2 separate regions of the Homo sapiens genome follow, and region 2 is linked to region 1. A link is an interaction called in ENCODE POLR2A ChIA-PET data of the cell type or tissue named here. Cell type or tissue: A673. All regions are shown on one strand. Links, peaks and the distances in the headings refer to the core of each region. The heading gives the core; the rest is flanking DNA.

Region 1 (8,231 bases), core at 2,227-7,226:
AAGCAACTAAACATTCTTTTCTATTTTGAGATTATCAATTTAATAAGTATTTTGCTAGAAAAGAAAGATTTCTCTAATCACAAATGATTATCAATTTAATAAGTATTTTGCTAGATAAGAAAGATTTCTGTAACCACAAAGTTTTCTTTTATTTACTAAATTAGAAAAAAAAGACAATCTTAGGGGATAGAAACATGTCAAATTTAGAAAATTCATATTTTTATTATGTCTGTGCTGTGAATCACCTACAAACAAGGAGCATTTATACAATATACACAATATTTTCTCAGGAAATGCCAGGTACTGAATTTTATTGAAGACATTACAGAGGCAATTGCTATAGAATGTTGTGTTTTTTGGCATTTACTATAAAAATATTTTTTACATATCAAAAAATCATAAATAGGAAGCTAACTGAATGTAAGTGCAGGGACTAAAGGAGAACAAGTCTAGTTCACTAACATTCATTGTCTTTTAGATTGAGAAAGGTAACATTCTAAGGAAAACAACTCACAGGGTCTGTCTTGCTAGAATTCACTGTTATATTTCACTGGTTAATTCTTACCTAATTGCCTTCCTCCTTGCCACACTATTATTGTCAAAACTCGCTGCTGGAAAAGAAAAGATGAAAGGATCACTAGTGCTAATTTTGTTCTATTTCAGTGTGTCCTTAGCATCTAACAAGGCATTAACCCTATAATATTTGCCTGAAGGAACCATTTGCTGTTTTAAAACAATGAATACCTAAACACCATAAAAACACTTAGATGTGATTGCTCTTTCAGCTTTATTAATTTAGGCTAAATGACAGAGTAATTTATATGGTTTGCACCTGTCAGGGGCAGAGTCTTTACTAATGCAGTTTACACTGGCCAGGAGATCCTCCCTCAGGCTAAGGTTGAACTTCAACCTACTGTTGAACAGAGTGCAAAGCAAACACATGTCACCAAGCACTCTATTTCTATCAAGACAATCCCTTCAGAAATCCACATAGATGGCACACCACCCTGCAATGCTAAAATCTAAAGCTGAAAGAATATGTCTACCCAATAAAGACTATTTGATCATCAATCAATCTAGAGACTGAAGTATTATTTTCCTGAATCTTTCGTATTTAAGATATCCCACTTTTCTAGTATGACATTACAGCAAAATTTTTTAAGTGCTTTATACTATATAAGATGCTATTTCTACTAATATTGCCACAAATACTATAGTCTTCATCATAAAGAAAACTTAAAAATGTTGGGACATTTCAACTGTCATTCAAGTTCTAAACAAACAGAAAGAAAACAAACATGGACTTTAAACCCACAAGGAAAAAAGTAATAGTCTTGCTGCTCGATGTTTGCAGTAAGTAAAATGTTCTCTATTGTAGCCTTCACTAGCACAGCAGTACTGCCCTATCTGTAGCATCAATGGAAGAGCTACAGCAAAGCAGCACATACACTGGGTTTAGAAAGAGACCATGGAGCGTTTAGATTTTTCCCACACATGCTCAATCACTATAACACATTTTTACTACTACCTAAAATACTTCATATTGAAATTTCAGTCTTTGACAAAGTACTCAAGTCTTCAATGAAAACCACGTAATGTATATTTGACAAAGCACGGTAAGTAATGATAAAACATTACAAACCAATACTGATGCTACACAAGCATACGTACAAAAAGATCTTATATCACCTATGAAGAATTCTATATTCAAAATACTACTTTAAATACTTATACATTATTTTACAGGTAAATTTCCTATATATCACGATTTATTGAGGAGTCAGAATTGAACAATTCTATTTCAGTGCAAAGAGTTTAGACCCAAAAGACACAAGTAACCATTTAAACCTATGTTTGCCAGCCAAACAATTGTGAGAACAAATATAATGTTACTTGACCCAGTAATCTAATTCAGTCTTTATCATTTTTGAAGTGGAATTATGCTATACTTAAGTATCATTTTGTGTGTAAATGTGTTGAGGAATATAGAGAAGTACTGATGAGAAAAACATGTTAAACATGATGTTTTTATTTTTGGCCAAGTGAGGCAATGAACTGTGATCTAAAATGGTCAAAAACTAAACAACATATTTAAAAACCTGATTTAAACTCCCCAAGCTAGTCTTGCTACATTTCACATAAATTTCTATCTGTGCATATTTACTTACTATTAAGTATTAATATACATAAAAAGAAAAATAAGTTAAGACCAATTCAATAATATAGAGTGTTGTAATGTCAAAATAGTCTGTTACAATGTCAAAATACTTCAGCCTACCATAAGCTCTTTGAATATATTTTTCCATTCTACCTATGTGTACTACCAACAACCAACAGTCAACATGCAAGATCTATTATATTTTGTAGGTTCTATCTTCTAAATTGATTCACTCATATCATCAGGTCAAAGAGGTAAGCACTTAAAAGGAAGAAAGTGATTAATTTAAAATGTTGTGTTGAGTTGTATCTGAGCTTGTGGCTGGCATGAATTTAATAAAACATGGGGATTTATTTCACCATCTCTAAAAATCGACAAATCAGGGGCAATAAGGGCTGCAATTTGGATCTTTTAGACAATCAAATATAGTAGGAATATTAGAAACATTAATAACCATTATAATTGTAACCTGATTTTAGTGAGGTTTTGTTTTGTTTTGTTTTTATAATAAAGTTGCTTTTGGTAAATCTTTAGTCATTTCTTGCCAGTTAAGATGCATAAAGTCAGGAAGCATCCTATTTTCTCGAATTATGTGAAAGAGCTCCATTAACTTCTCACCTCCATTAACTTGTCACCTCCATTAATTTGTGCTTTTGACAAACAGTTTTTGAAAAACAAATATAGCTGGTTTATTTTTACAAACTAGCCTATTTTTTTTTTTACTTCATAAAGTTTAACACCCAAAGAGATAAAAATATCCTGGAGCATAAACGGAAAGGAGCATTAAAAAATCTGAAAATAAAATGACCACAGGATTTAACTCTGAAATGGCCTCATTTTTCAACACTTTCCAGGGAATTGCTTCTTTTGGACTGAGAGCATAACCACACTTCCTCAGCATCTGAAAGGGTTTCAAAGAAAGAGATAGATATAATTGTGCATCTCTACCTCACATAAAACAAAAACTAAGTTAAAAAATGGCAACTCACCACAGCTCTAAATACACAATTAAACTAAGGCAGGAGAAGTTTTCCACATTTTTCCTACTGATAAATATTTTAAAAATAACACTCAAATTTAAAACATTCTTTTCAAAAGCTTTTCTCGTACTAATATTTTCTTTAAAAAAAGATTCGGTTTTCCTCCACCAAAAAGGATCATGAACAATACTTTAAAAGAACATTTTATTATATCTCCTGGATTTTGCCTTTAAAGCAACACTGCAAATTTAAAAAGATTTTCAAAAATTTTGAAAACTTCTAGAAAGACTTCCCAGTGCACTTCAGTACGTATTTACTTAAAATACATTTTTAAAACAGACATTTGTAGAATACTTTTTCAATCCCCATAATATAACTGCTCATAGAGATATAATTTGCACAAATTCAAACTTACACTTCAGAACTTGAATGATAAAACTGAGAAAGATGTACTATCAAACATATTAATATTCATACACAACTAAAGTATAAAAGTCTCAATTAAAAGACTCATTTTCTGATCAATGTTAACTCTGTTTTTAATTCATGAAAAAATAGTAAAGAGGCATTACCATATTTAACACACCACCATCAATCATCAATTTTTAATGCCATTACACAAAAGAAGTCATCCTAAGTGTTTTAGATATTCAAAAATTCAAACAAATCCAACATATGTTAAATATTAAAGTTAATTCTTTTGCAATTCCTTAGGTATGCCTTTGTACTTTCACACTGGTAATTAGATTACCATTAAACACTTTAAATAAACATAAACTTTAGAAAAACAAAACAATGATGAAGTGTGGGCATGCCAACATCTTTAAATGTAAGCAAGCTTGAGGTTTTTAATCCTGTAGGTTTTTGGATGTTGCTGTTTGGGGGCTCCCCCGCCCCCATTTTGCCACAAGGTAGATTCATGAATGAAATCCCACTTTAATATCCTATTTTCTCTCACTTACATGTATGCTGGAGAAAGTGGAGTTGACCTGGATGTTTTAAGCACAGGAACTGGGAATTTCCAGATAGCAGGAGAGCTCGTTTTCCATTTCAATGGCATGTTGTCACCACGGTACTACAATAACAGTAAAGAGCGTTTCCATAACAGACTACCAACTAAGACTTCCATTCCACACTGTACTGACACAGCAGTGGCTGCCGCGGAGAACAAGCAAAGGATTCTGCCAGTGCCCTTAAACCGATGCTTCCAATCTGTAAAATAGGGCTGTAAGGTACCTCCTTAAATTCTTCTGTCCCCTAAAGCAATATGATGATTCAATCATTCCAACTCAACAATAGTGCCAGAAAAGCGTTGACTGCAGTATATTTTTTTAGGACTGCACTGTGCATACCATACAATGCAGCTTTATTTAATAAAAGCAGCCAGGCTTTTTTTTTTTAAGCTTGCAATACCATTGTTCTACCTTAACAGGGATACTGCAGCACTGTACTATATTCTGCACCTATTAACCTGATTTCTGACCAATAGTAGCAAGAAAAAACATAGATGGGTTTCATATGAAAATGAAACAACAACATACCTACTCAGAATACACTTGTCATCCTCTGAACAATCTTCTTTTGAGCTGCAACAATACAAATGGGATATAAACCTCAGCATAGCCTTAGGCTACCGCTAATAGAGATCAGTGACTAAATTCAGCAGCCTGCTTTCCTCCTGTGCAAGCTCTGGCCACACAAATCAAGAATGCCATTATGGGAAAAGCCCGTTTCAAAAATTCCAGTCCCTCTGCTTTCCAGCTAGGAGAAGGCAAAATGTAAGAAGAATATAAACTGCTTCAGAACTCTGCAGGTTCTTCTAGTAGCTTCTGATTCAAGTTGCTCTCCTTTCCCTATTCTTATTTCCAAGCTGAGATGAGCAAAATCTCACACATTTACAACATGCTGTAGTAACACAAATATCACTCTCTCTTCTGCAGCAGCGAAGTACAGAGTAGCATGCTCTTAATAGCAGTCCTCAGAGGGACGCTATCAACAATCTAATTCAATACTGCCCTCCCCTTCTCTCCCCTTTCCCCTCTTGTTCACCACCCCCCCCACTCCTCCCCTCCCTCCCCCGCAGACAGCTCACAAATTGCCTAGAGGAAAGACCAACACTGCTGGCCAAGCAGGTGTCCAGCAGGGACCACTCCAAAGCTCAACAGCGGGTCCGGTAACCTATAGGGATTAGCGATTGTCAAGGAGGTTCAAAAATTGAAGCTGCTGTCAAAGGCAGCTTGAGGTATTTCATGAAAGCAATGGCAAATAAAGGGCTCATCTATATTGTTTCAAAATACTGCCAGAAAATAGCGTTGTAAATGCCCTGAAAGTGACTTTTAAGCTTCTGTTTAAAGCACCAAAACAAACTCACAAATTTTCTACACAATTCTAAAAAGTGAATATAGGTTAAATGAGTATTATGCTGAACTGTTTATTTACAGGCTGAAGAATTTTACTTCTGATATAGGCAATTCACAATCATAGTACCCTTCTGCTTCTACCTAAAAACAGAATTATCCATTTCCATCAATGCAAGCTTAGTAAAGGCAGATCATGATTGACATGAAAGCAACTACCTATTTTTAAAAAATCACTGCAGGAACAAAGCTCATATTTACTTTCAAGTCTGTATCCAAACAATAAACTCATGCTTCCAACTTAAATAGTTAGCGTTCGAATATTCTTTCCAAATTATTCCTAGTTTTTAAAGATTGAGATTTAGTCCCCTAAGAGGCTTTTTCATCTGTATTTTAGAAACACACATGAATGTTTCTACAGTAAGGAACTATTTTCAAAAATTCCAAAATACCAAATTTAGTATATAAGAAATACAGCATGAAATCAACTAACATAATCACAAATGCCTTCCTTTTAAGATACAGACCAATATCAAGGCAAAAAGACAAACTACTATTTTCCTGTGAAGCACAAAACATATATGTACATGCAGTATGTACATATACACATACATACATATATGGAAAGAGAAAGCTTATTTTGAAAGATTGACAAGTAATATATGAACTTTGTAAATATTAAAATTATGTCAGCCATCATTACCTTACATACAATTTTTATTCAACCTATCATACAAAAGAAACAGCCCCCAAAAACCCAGTCAAGCATTTTAAAGGGTTAAATTACATATCCAACTCCTTTTAGTACTTGCACACAAAACAGACTCACAGAAATTGTCAAATGAGTCAGAGAAAGGAATATTTATCAATGCGCTAGTGGCCAAAATATATTTAAAAGTTTTTTTTAACCTGCCATTAATACACATAAATTATAGTCAATATTTTACATTAGAAGGCTTTCTGCAATAATCCTTAATGGTTATATAGCAAAAAGGCCTCAGGTATAATCAGCAGGGGCAACTTGTTTGAAATCCAAAGAAGGAGAAATACATACACACACACACACACACACACACAGCCACACACATGTATGAACACATCAAGTTTGAAATGTCTTATTCCACAGTGAGTTTCAAACAAATTTTCAAAACCCGAAGCATTTGCAAACATTTAAAAATATAAAACATAAAGCAGCTATATATTATGTAGTAAGGAGGTGATGTTTTAGAAAAGAGACTCAATCATTTTCCAGCTTATGAATCTTTTTGTTTGTTTGCTTTTTTGAGATGGAGTCTCCCTCTGTCACCTAGGCTGGAGTGCGGTGGCACAATCCAGGCTCACTGCAACCTCTGCCTTTCAGGTTGCAGCAATTCTCCTGCCTCAGCCTCTTGAGTAGCTGGGATTACATGCACCTGCCACCATGCCTGGCTAATTTTTGTATTTTCAGTAGAGACAAGGTTTCACCATACTGGTCAGGCTGGTCTCGAACTCTTGACCTCAGGTGATCCACCCGACTTGGCCTCCCAAAGTGCTGGGATTAAAGGCGTGAGCCACCGTGCCTGGTCTACTTCACCTTCTGAGAATGAAGATCCAAAAACCTGTGTAAAAAACATGGTAGTGAAGTGTTTCCAGGAGTTTATCTGTCTATGAAGACTTCTCAAACATTGATGAGTGGAAAACAGGCAAGTTAAGGTAGAGTTTTCCAAATTCCCAAAAAGGGAACCACCACAAACAAGTGAAGATCATTTTATTGTAAAGATTATTATTCTTCTATAAGAATATCCTTCTATAAGTTATTATTCTTCTATAAACAATCAACTGATTCAAAAAAAACAACATACTTTTGTCGAATTTCATTGGGCTCCAAAGAAGCTATCTAATACCATGAATCTTCCAGGTCAATTTTTCAGTCTAGATTCCTTGCAGACTTAATATTTAATATTTGTTTTTGTGGTACCCCAATAATTTTAATATTTGTTCAGCATGAAAAGAAAGTAAGGCTGCCTCCCTACACCCCATCCTCAGCACTCTAAAACACCTAAAACCCTAAAAGCATTATATCTGATGGTGGAGATGTATATATATTCAGTTCTTACTTTTCCTTTAATAAATTATTAAGTCACTTATAATTACCTCTCATGAGCAAACAACTATTATGCCAAAGTCCTTAAAAATAATCCCTTTAATCAGAAATACAGTTCATGAACAACACTTTACACTATTAATTCACTTAACAACACTATTCCTCACATATTATTTAGAAATAAACTTCAGCCAGGTAAAATCATCCTAATTACAAGTTGGCAGCATCCAAACAAATCAGATGTTACTACCCTGGTGGAGAATCCAGTCATAACTATGGAGTGTAATTATAATTCCCATTACATTCTAGAACTAAAAATATGTTCACCTATGGAATGAACAAAAATGATTCAACATATATTTTAAATATAATTTTATGCAGGCTCAGTGTCCCACTACTTTAATATTTAGAATAGCAAATGTCAAAAAACCCTTGGTCACATCGTAGGAAACACTTATTTTGATTACAGAACACTTGGCTTCTATTATGTACAATTGCATAAAACAGGAGAGAAAGACAACATACATAAAAGCTCTTCGACGCATTTTATGAACATTAACTAATCAGTTAAAAAATACCTGTGAAATGCACAGTTCAGAGACGTAACAAACAAAGGACAATGATGGGTCTTGGCCAAGGCTACAAAAAGAGCC
Region 2 (8,231 bases), core at 1,245-6,244, 130 kb after region 1:
TTTTAGGCACTGATTTAAGCAGAAAATCAAACTATTGTGAAGTAATAGTTTATGAGTATAATGTAATGGGTTCATTTTTTAAAATCAATAAATGATATACCAAGTCACAGAAAACTCAATATTCACATTACTCAAAATCCTCTCTCCTAAATTATGTGATACTTTCTCATTCAGCATGACCCTCTTATATCAGACCAATTTGGCTTGTCTTAAATGAACAGGTTTCTAATGTCTTTTAACATAGCCCAATATCACAATGGCTTAATAACCAAAATCTAGTTGTGAGAAAAGGTAGCATCATACATATATGCCAGAATTTCTAAATCGAGCATGCTTTCTGTTTTTAACTCCACGGCACCTGACTCCCTGACTCCAGGTGATGTCAACTGTTGAGCTTAGTGATAAAGAGGAGCTTTCATCTAATTAATATAAAGGTATGCATAGATTTTTTATTCTAGTGACAGCAGTGCCACCTTAATTGATTTTATCCTACCTACTAGCTGTGAGATCACCACACCTTTTGCCATACATGGCAAAGCAGAAATTCCATCTATGCAAATAAAAACTTTACTTAAGATTCACAGGAAATCATTTTATCAACTCACTTTAACTTCAACTAAAACTACTTTGGCCCCTGAGTAGAAACAACCCAAGTAGATAATAGGCATTTAAAAATACTGAAAAAGTGTAAAATGACATTTCAAGATCATTCTGAAAGAAAAATTCGGTAAAATTAAAAGTAAGAAAAATTGTAAGAAGAAAAAGAGAGCAACCTAAGATTAACACATTTTAAAAGACACCTATGTTCTTTAAGACATTTAATTATGTCTGAAGGTCATTTTTTAATAATAGAAAGGAAATAGTAATTATTTAGTCTGAAAGATAACACTGACTGTAGCTTATTACTTTAATGAAGACCTGGGAACAGCCTGCCTCCCCCAACACACACAGAGATATTTGGTTTGGTAACTCCCACTGGACAGAAACACAGTCCTTGACTATAAACACTAACTGTATCTTTTTTGAACCCTAAATAGCTGAAAAGTCAGTGGCCGAATTTTTTTTAATTCCAGTTATTTCATACTATCTGTACATAGTATCATGGAATACATTTTATAAGACATTTTTCAGCCACATGCAGTCGCTCACACCTGTAATCCCAGCACTTTGGGAGGCCAAGGTGGGAGGACCACTTGAGCCCAGAAGTTCAAGAACAGCCTGGGCAACATACCGAGGCCTCATTTCCACTAAAAAAAAAAAAAAAAAAAAAAAAAATGCCAGGCATGGTGATGTGCGCCTGTGTTCCCAGCTACTCAGGAGGTTGAGGTGGAAGAAACATTTGAGCCCCAGAGGTCAAGGCTACAGTAAGCTGTGATCATGCCACTGCATTCTAGCCTAGAAAACAGAATGAAACCCTGTCTCAAAAAAAAGACATTTTCCATAACACACCACCCCAATACTATGCCCCAGCCAAAAAAAATGGCGTGGAGGAGTTGCTTTTACCTCAATCATCTGTCCACTAGTAACCTATATCAGGTATAACTTTTAGAAGTAATTAAAAATATCAGTGTATACACATAAAATTTCTCAGAAATCTTTGGCTCTGGCCCACTATAGAGCATACACAGACAAGGAGGTAGCCACTCATACTAGTGGGTTTAGCAGTTTTGTTTTAAATACGAGTCTGGCTTTGCTATTTAGAACTAAGATCAATACCTTTATGACAAATACAAATATACAATCAACTTGAATTGAGAATTCAAAATTAGATCAATACATACTGCCTTGAAAGACTGTCACCGATCAAAATTAAATTCAAAGGAGGAGGAGCTCTACAGCAATTTGGAGCTAGACTGCAGAAAAACAGCATGAGGTCTGTGTTAGACTGAGCATAAATCATGAACATTTTGATAGACAAGCAGTAGTACCAACAGACACACTAGTTCCATCCTCTTTGTGGCCACATTTGTTTCAAAACAAATTTCTCTTTCTGAGGTGATAAAAATGTTCTAAAATTGTGGTGACAGTTGCTCAGCTCTGTGAGTATACTAAACATTACTGAATTATATTACTTTAAACAGGTAAATTGTATGATGAGTGAATTATATCTTAATAAAGCCGTTAAATATTTTTTTCGACACAGGATTGTGAAGTCAAAATATTGTACACAAAAACAGAGCTCTGATTAGCTGTCAGTAAAAAGATTGTCAATTTGTTTTAACCTCTAAAGTTTTTTTCCAGTTTAAAATAAACACGCCCACACACATATACCAACACACACCTGTGCACACACATGCACATATGTACACATAGCTTTGAGCATTGAAATATTCAGAAATACGTTCCTTGCTTTTCAATAAGACCTCCTTTAAAAGTGCCTTCTTCAAACTATCTTTCCAACTTTAACACCCTCATCTGATCATTTCTCTTTATTTCTCTAGAATCTGTTTTCTAACATGCCTTTTTTAGATATCATGCTCTGTTATATAATGGCCTCTGTCAGAGATAGCATGAAAGGAAGTGTTGTGGTTAAAAGCATAGACTCAAGAATCAGACTACATGGATTTTACTCCTAGTTCTTATACATATTAGGTGTGTAACCACAGGCAAGTTATCCAGCATCTATATGCCTCAGTTTCCTCATCTGTAAAGTGGGGCTAATAATAGTTTCTACCTCATAGTATTGTTATGTGGTTTAAATGTATCAATGCATCAGATGCACTTGGAAGGGTCCCAGGCTCATAATGAGTGCAATAATGATTTATTAGTCACTGGCTGCTTGGTAATAATATTAGTATTGGCCGATATCAAATTGACTCATGTTCTCTGTTGCCCCTGGCAAGACTGTAACCTATTTCAGGGCAGTGAATACATTTTCTCCCTCCTAGTAGAGTGCTTTACGTATAATTGCTTGTTCATAAATGTTCACGTGGATACTGTACCTATATGATACCAAAAGTACTTATAAAATTCTTACTGAATCCAAAACTCATTTTGATAAATACCAAATTGCTATCACAATTACTGACATTTTGCTTTAACCCCATCAATTGAAAGGCTACAGATATTAAAGGATCCTTTGGTCTAAACAGCTTTTTTTTTTTTTTTTTTTTTTTTTTTGAGATGGAGTCTCGCTCTGTCGCCCAGGCTGGAGTGCAGTAGCGCGATCTCAGCTTACTGCAAGCTCCACCTCCCAGGTTCACGCCATTCTCCTGCCTCAGCCTCCCGAGTAGCTGGGACTACAGGCACCTGCCACCACGCCCAGCTATTTTTTTTTTTTTTTTGTATTTTTAGTAGAACAGGGTTTCACCATGGTCTCGATCTCCTGACCTCGTGATCCGCCCGCTTTGGCCTCCCAAAGTGCTGGGATTACAGGCATGAGCCACCGCGCCCGGCCAAGAGCTTTTTATATCATTAGTACAAAAGCATTGGATTAGAAACTAAAGGCCTACTCTTAGCTCCACCTCACAGGATGTAACCCTTCTGCAATTTACTTAAACTCATTGTGCATATTCCACAGGAATAAACAGAATAAGAACAGTTAATCATGCTTCAAAAGAAAGATGCTCTAAAAATAAAGGGTATTATCTTTATTTAAGGTTTGAGCTAATGACCTAATGGTAGAGTAAGTCTAATTTTTCTAAAAAATATATAAATTTGAATACTGCCTTTTTATCATCAAATGATACTGAGAATGATCACTATTTATAAATGTAGACATCACTGCTAATAAATAATATATTTCATCAATATAGTGAGCTAAGCTTTTCAAGCACTTGAATATACATTATCTTAATAACGGTCATAAAAACCTGTGAATATACAGTATATGACCAATATGTTACCTGGTCTTTTCCCTTCTGTGCACCTGTGGCATTTCATCACCAAGGATTATCTCTCTCATCATTTGTCTGACATTGGAACTAAAGGGCATCATGTAAGAAAGTAGGAAAGGTAGATTCATGTACTCTCAACTTAAAAGATTAGTCTATCCCTCTAACACCTAAAGCTGTTCTCAATACTCCATTTAGACTTATCCATTCATTTATCAAAGGTACTATCAAACTTTTATCTTCTCTTAGGGTATTATTTGATTTGTTATTACAGTAACCATGATAAAAACTTGAAATAACCATAACAACTCAAAATCCATAGGAAGACATTATTCACAACAGAATTATACCTCTTCCCAATGGCTTAACTATTACAAATGCTTCAGTATTTTCTTCTTTGGGGACTTAAAATCTGGAACAATTAGAGATAAATCAGAAAAATGTGTGACCCCTGTGATTATCAGAAAACCAAATGTTTTCATGTTTAAAAGATAACATTGTTCATAGTATACATTATCCTGCATAACCCTTTTCCTTCAAAATGGATATTAAAATTTAAAATCCTATTAACCCAAACAGTATCACATTTAAATATATATTGGGCTAATTGTATTAAAAACTGACATTTTTCTTGGAATCAATGTGATGCCATATTTGAGTAAGTAATAAGCCAACATTCACCATAAACTTTCTTGTCTGCCAGAAAACTAGTGTTACTTCTAAACAGTCTACTCACCATTTACGAGATGCACATTCGAAAAATAGCATTCCAGCTAGGATTAAGACAATATAAACAAAGAAGACACACAATTTCCCCTCACATTTCTGCTTCATATATGATTGGCCAAGGTCCTATAGTATGCTCCAAGTTATCAACTAATTTAGCCACAAATCTATGAAAATAATAATAAGTATAGTTATATTTCATATGTGGCTTAAGTGTGCTTAGCACTCTATACGCATTATTAATTTAATCCTTAAACTAGATGAGATAGTTTACAAGGGAGATAAACAAGGCTCAGAGAGGTGAAGCAAGTTGCCCAACAAAAGGCAGTCAGGATTTGAACCCAAGCCTATGATTCCAGGGTTCAAGATCATAGCCATTAAGCTCTACTGCCTTTCCACTAAGAAATATCTGAGAGTGAGGCCAGGTGCAGTGGCTCATGTCTGTAATCCCAGCAAACTGGGAGGCTGAGGCAGGAGGATTGCTTGAGCTCAGGACCAGCCTGAGCAACATGGTGAAACCCTGTCTCTACAAAAAATACATAAAATTAGCCAGGCGTGGTGGCATGCACCTGCAGTCCCAACTACTTGGGAGGCTGAGGTGGGAAGATCACTTGAACTTGGGAGGTTGAAGCTGTAGTGAGCCTTGACTTTGCACCACTGCACTCCAGCCTGAGTGACAGAATGAGACCCTGTCTTAAAAGAAAAAAGAAACATCCAAGAGTGGAACAGAAAACTTTGTTGAAATGAAGTGATCTTTAGAAATGTATCACCATTTTTTTAAAAGTGGGACCAAGAAAGAAAACTCTACAAACTACAAGCAAAACTCTTATCTCCTTTTACTGAATAGACTGTAAAAGCACTTCACCTGTAGACGATAAAGACCATCCACTAATCACAATCCTCTATACCCATGTCCTTACAAGATTTGAGCAGTAACACAACAATATAACAATGTCAGGCCCTGTGAACTATGTCTGGCATGGAACAACAACAATGAAAGTGGGACTGCAATAATGAAAATCAGTTGAAAGATTTAGTGTTTGACTTACTCCATTTACTTTCACCCCCTTTCTTCACTTGCCTTTTTCTTCTTCATCTTTCTCATCTGGAGCAAATTAAACCATCACGTTGTAACAGGCATTCCTCCAATGCTCTGCTGGCCTATTTTCAAAACCATCTCAAACTGTAGAAACCTTTTATCAACCTCAAAGCACTTAATCCTTGACAACTTTCTTCTAGTATTAACTATTTCAGTGGCCAGCAATTAACAAACCAATTTGTATACTATGCTGTAAATGAAAGCAGCTTTAAAGTTAGCAAAAGTGAACTTCAAATCAGTGAGACAGGCAAGTGTGCACAGAACAAGGCAAAGCTTTGACACCATGAACTGTGCTGCTTTAAGTTTGTGGTCCTTGTGTTCTAATAACCTCTAGCCTTTTTTAAAAATTTTTTTAGATTTTTTTTTTGAGACAGGGTCTCACTCCGTCACCCAGACTGAAGAGCAGTGGTGTGATTGTAGCCCACGGCAACCTTGAACTCCTGGGCTCAAGGGATCCTCCTGCCTAAACCTCTCGAGTAGCTGAGACTATAGGCGTGTGCCTCCATGCCCAGCTAATTTTTAAATTTTTTTTTGTTCTTATAGAGACAGGGTCTCGCTTTGTTGCCCAGGATGGTCTTGAACTCCTGGGCTCAAGCAATGCTCCCGCCTAGGCGTCCCAAAGTGTTGGGATAACAGGAGTGAGCCACTGCGTCAGGCCTAATAACCTCTATTCTGAAAATATCATTCCCTAGGCAGGTCCTTCATAGTCACTCTTAGCCATTACCCACCAACATTAAAAACTCTGTAAGAACTCAACACATGTTTAGATTTAGACCATTAGACCAAGGGTAACCAACATGTACCCTTGAAATTGCGCAACAGAGAAAAACATTTATGTCCATTAACTTTCCCACAGGTCATCATGGGAATTTACGGCTATGAAAATGTTTGGGTGTTTGACTAAAAGAACAGATTCGGGCAGTACAGCACCACCTCAGTGCTTTCCAAAGGGTCATCTCAGGGTTACCACAGCTGCCCTTGCAAGCAGAGACTTTCTCTGAAATATTGGGGTTTGCCTCAGATTTTCTATGAATATTGCGTTCTAAGGCAGAATGTATCTGAATTTGTTTAAAGATTTTTAAATAGCTACCAGTTAATGTTCTCCTAAATCTCTGTGTAAAACAGATGCTTCAAGAAAATACAAGCTGCTTTATTTTGTGGCTCCTGGGAGCACCACCTTGTCACCACCCTGCTCAATCAGTACATGTGCTCCACTTTGAAGGACCCAAAGTAATGGAAAGAGCACTAGACAGAGATTCTATTTGTTTAGACTAGCACAATGCTTGGAATATAATAGGCACTTAATAAGTATTTGTTGAATGAATTGGCAGAATAGTTTCAAGGACTAGTTTTCAACTGCAAGAAAACTGCAGAAAAAATCCTTTGAGACATGTAATTACTGGCAACCCCACAAAACCGAAGGAAAAAAAAACAGGCCAGGTACAGTGGCTCATGCCTGTAATCCCAATACTTTGGGAGGCCACAGCATGAGGATCACTTGAGGCCAGGGGTTCAACACCAGCCTGGGCAACATAGTGAGACCTCATCTCTACCAAAAACAAAAGAAAATACACCAATTGTGTATTGGTAAAGAACAAGAAAATCCATGTTGTTTTAGTTTAGTTAGAAAGGAAAAGGCTGTCAAGATGTTATATAAAGATAATACTGAGGGGGGTTGTGTTAGGATAATTAAAACCCAATTCATATCATGGACGCTAAGAAGAGTTTTCAATTAACTCTTGGGTTTTCCTTTGCATGTTTTTAATCTTAATGATGTCAAGTTTACAGAGGAAAATAAAGAATTGTAACGCACACTCATGTCCCCATGTAACCATGCAGGGCGCTGGGGCTAAGGAAGGTCAGGAATCATGTCTCATTTGTTTTCTACCTTTCTCTTTTCTACTTTTCTATTTCTTTTTCTTTTTTTTTTTTTTTTTTTTGAAACTGAGTCTCGCTCTGTCACCAGGCTGGAGTGCAGTGGCACGATCTTGGCTCACTGAAACCTCCAACTCCCTGTCTCAAGCGATTCTCCTGCCTCAGCCTCCCAAGTAGCTGGGATTACAGGCACATGTCACCACGCCCAGCTCATTTTTGTATTTTTAGTAGAGACAGGGTTTCACCATGTTGGTCAGGATGGTCTCGATCTCCTAACCTTATCATCCGCCCGCCTCGGCCTCCTTAAGTGCTGGTATTACAGGCGTGAGCCACCATGCCCGGCCTTCTCTTGCTCTTAATACAGATTTCTATACACATTAGCAGTTCAATAAATGTTCAACAACTGCAAAAAAATAAGTGTCTAATCACATTAAATAAGTTCTTAACTGAATTTCTTACCCCCACCCCCACAAAAGACTCTCTTGTGCTAAAGAAGCATAGGTTGGTTTAAATAACAACAGAAAAACAAAAACTAAACTGCTCTGAATGGTACCAGATGAGAGTACTAACAGACGAGTCTTGGCTCATTTCAATTACATGACCCTGCCATATCTATTTTCCTATGACATGAGAACCACACAGCCAGTCCTCTATTTACAGTTATTGCATGAGTAAATCAGTATATATTTACATGGTAA

What was found. Peaks named below come from ENCODE experiments on the same cell type or tissue, not always from the same donor. Only the 100,000 strongest peaks of a DNase experiment are listed, where the experiment ranks them.
Region 2: POLR2A ChIA-PET joins it to region 1 with 10 read pairs; 2 of 35 experiments call an interaction of 5 or more read pairs at or near these places.

Annotation. Positions count from the first base shown.
Region 1 is chrX:117,968,631-117,976,861 of GRCh38, forward strand. All of the region lies in intron 2 of KLHL13 (kelch like family member 13), which reads right to left. Among named protein-coding and RNA genes, the nearest start is that of KLHL13, 140 kb to the right of the region's middle. RefSeq lists a silencer at 4,056-4,350. In A673, for the core only: no CTCF peak of the experiment used is centred there; a DNase peak (open chromatin) is centred at 4,251; H3K4me3 peaks cover 2,531 bases; H3K27ac peaks cover 2,965 bases.
Region 2 is chrX:118,102,800-118,111,030 of GRCh38, forward strand. The region is part of intron 1 of KLHL13 (kelch like family member 13); the gene reads right to left. Among named protein-coding and RNA genes, the nearest start is that of KLHL13, 9.9 kb to the right of the region's middle. In A673, for the core only: no CTCF peak of the experiment used is centred there; no DNase peak of the experiment used is centred there.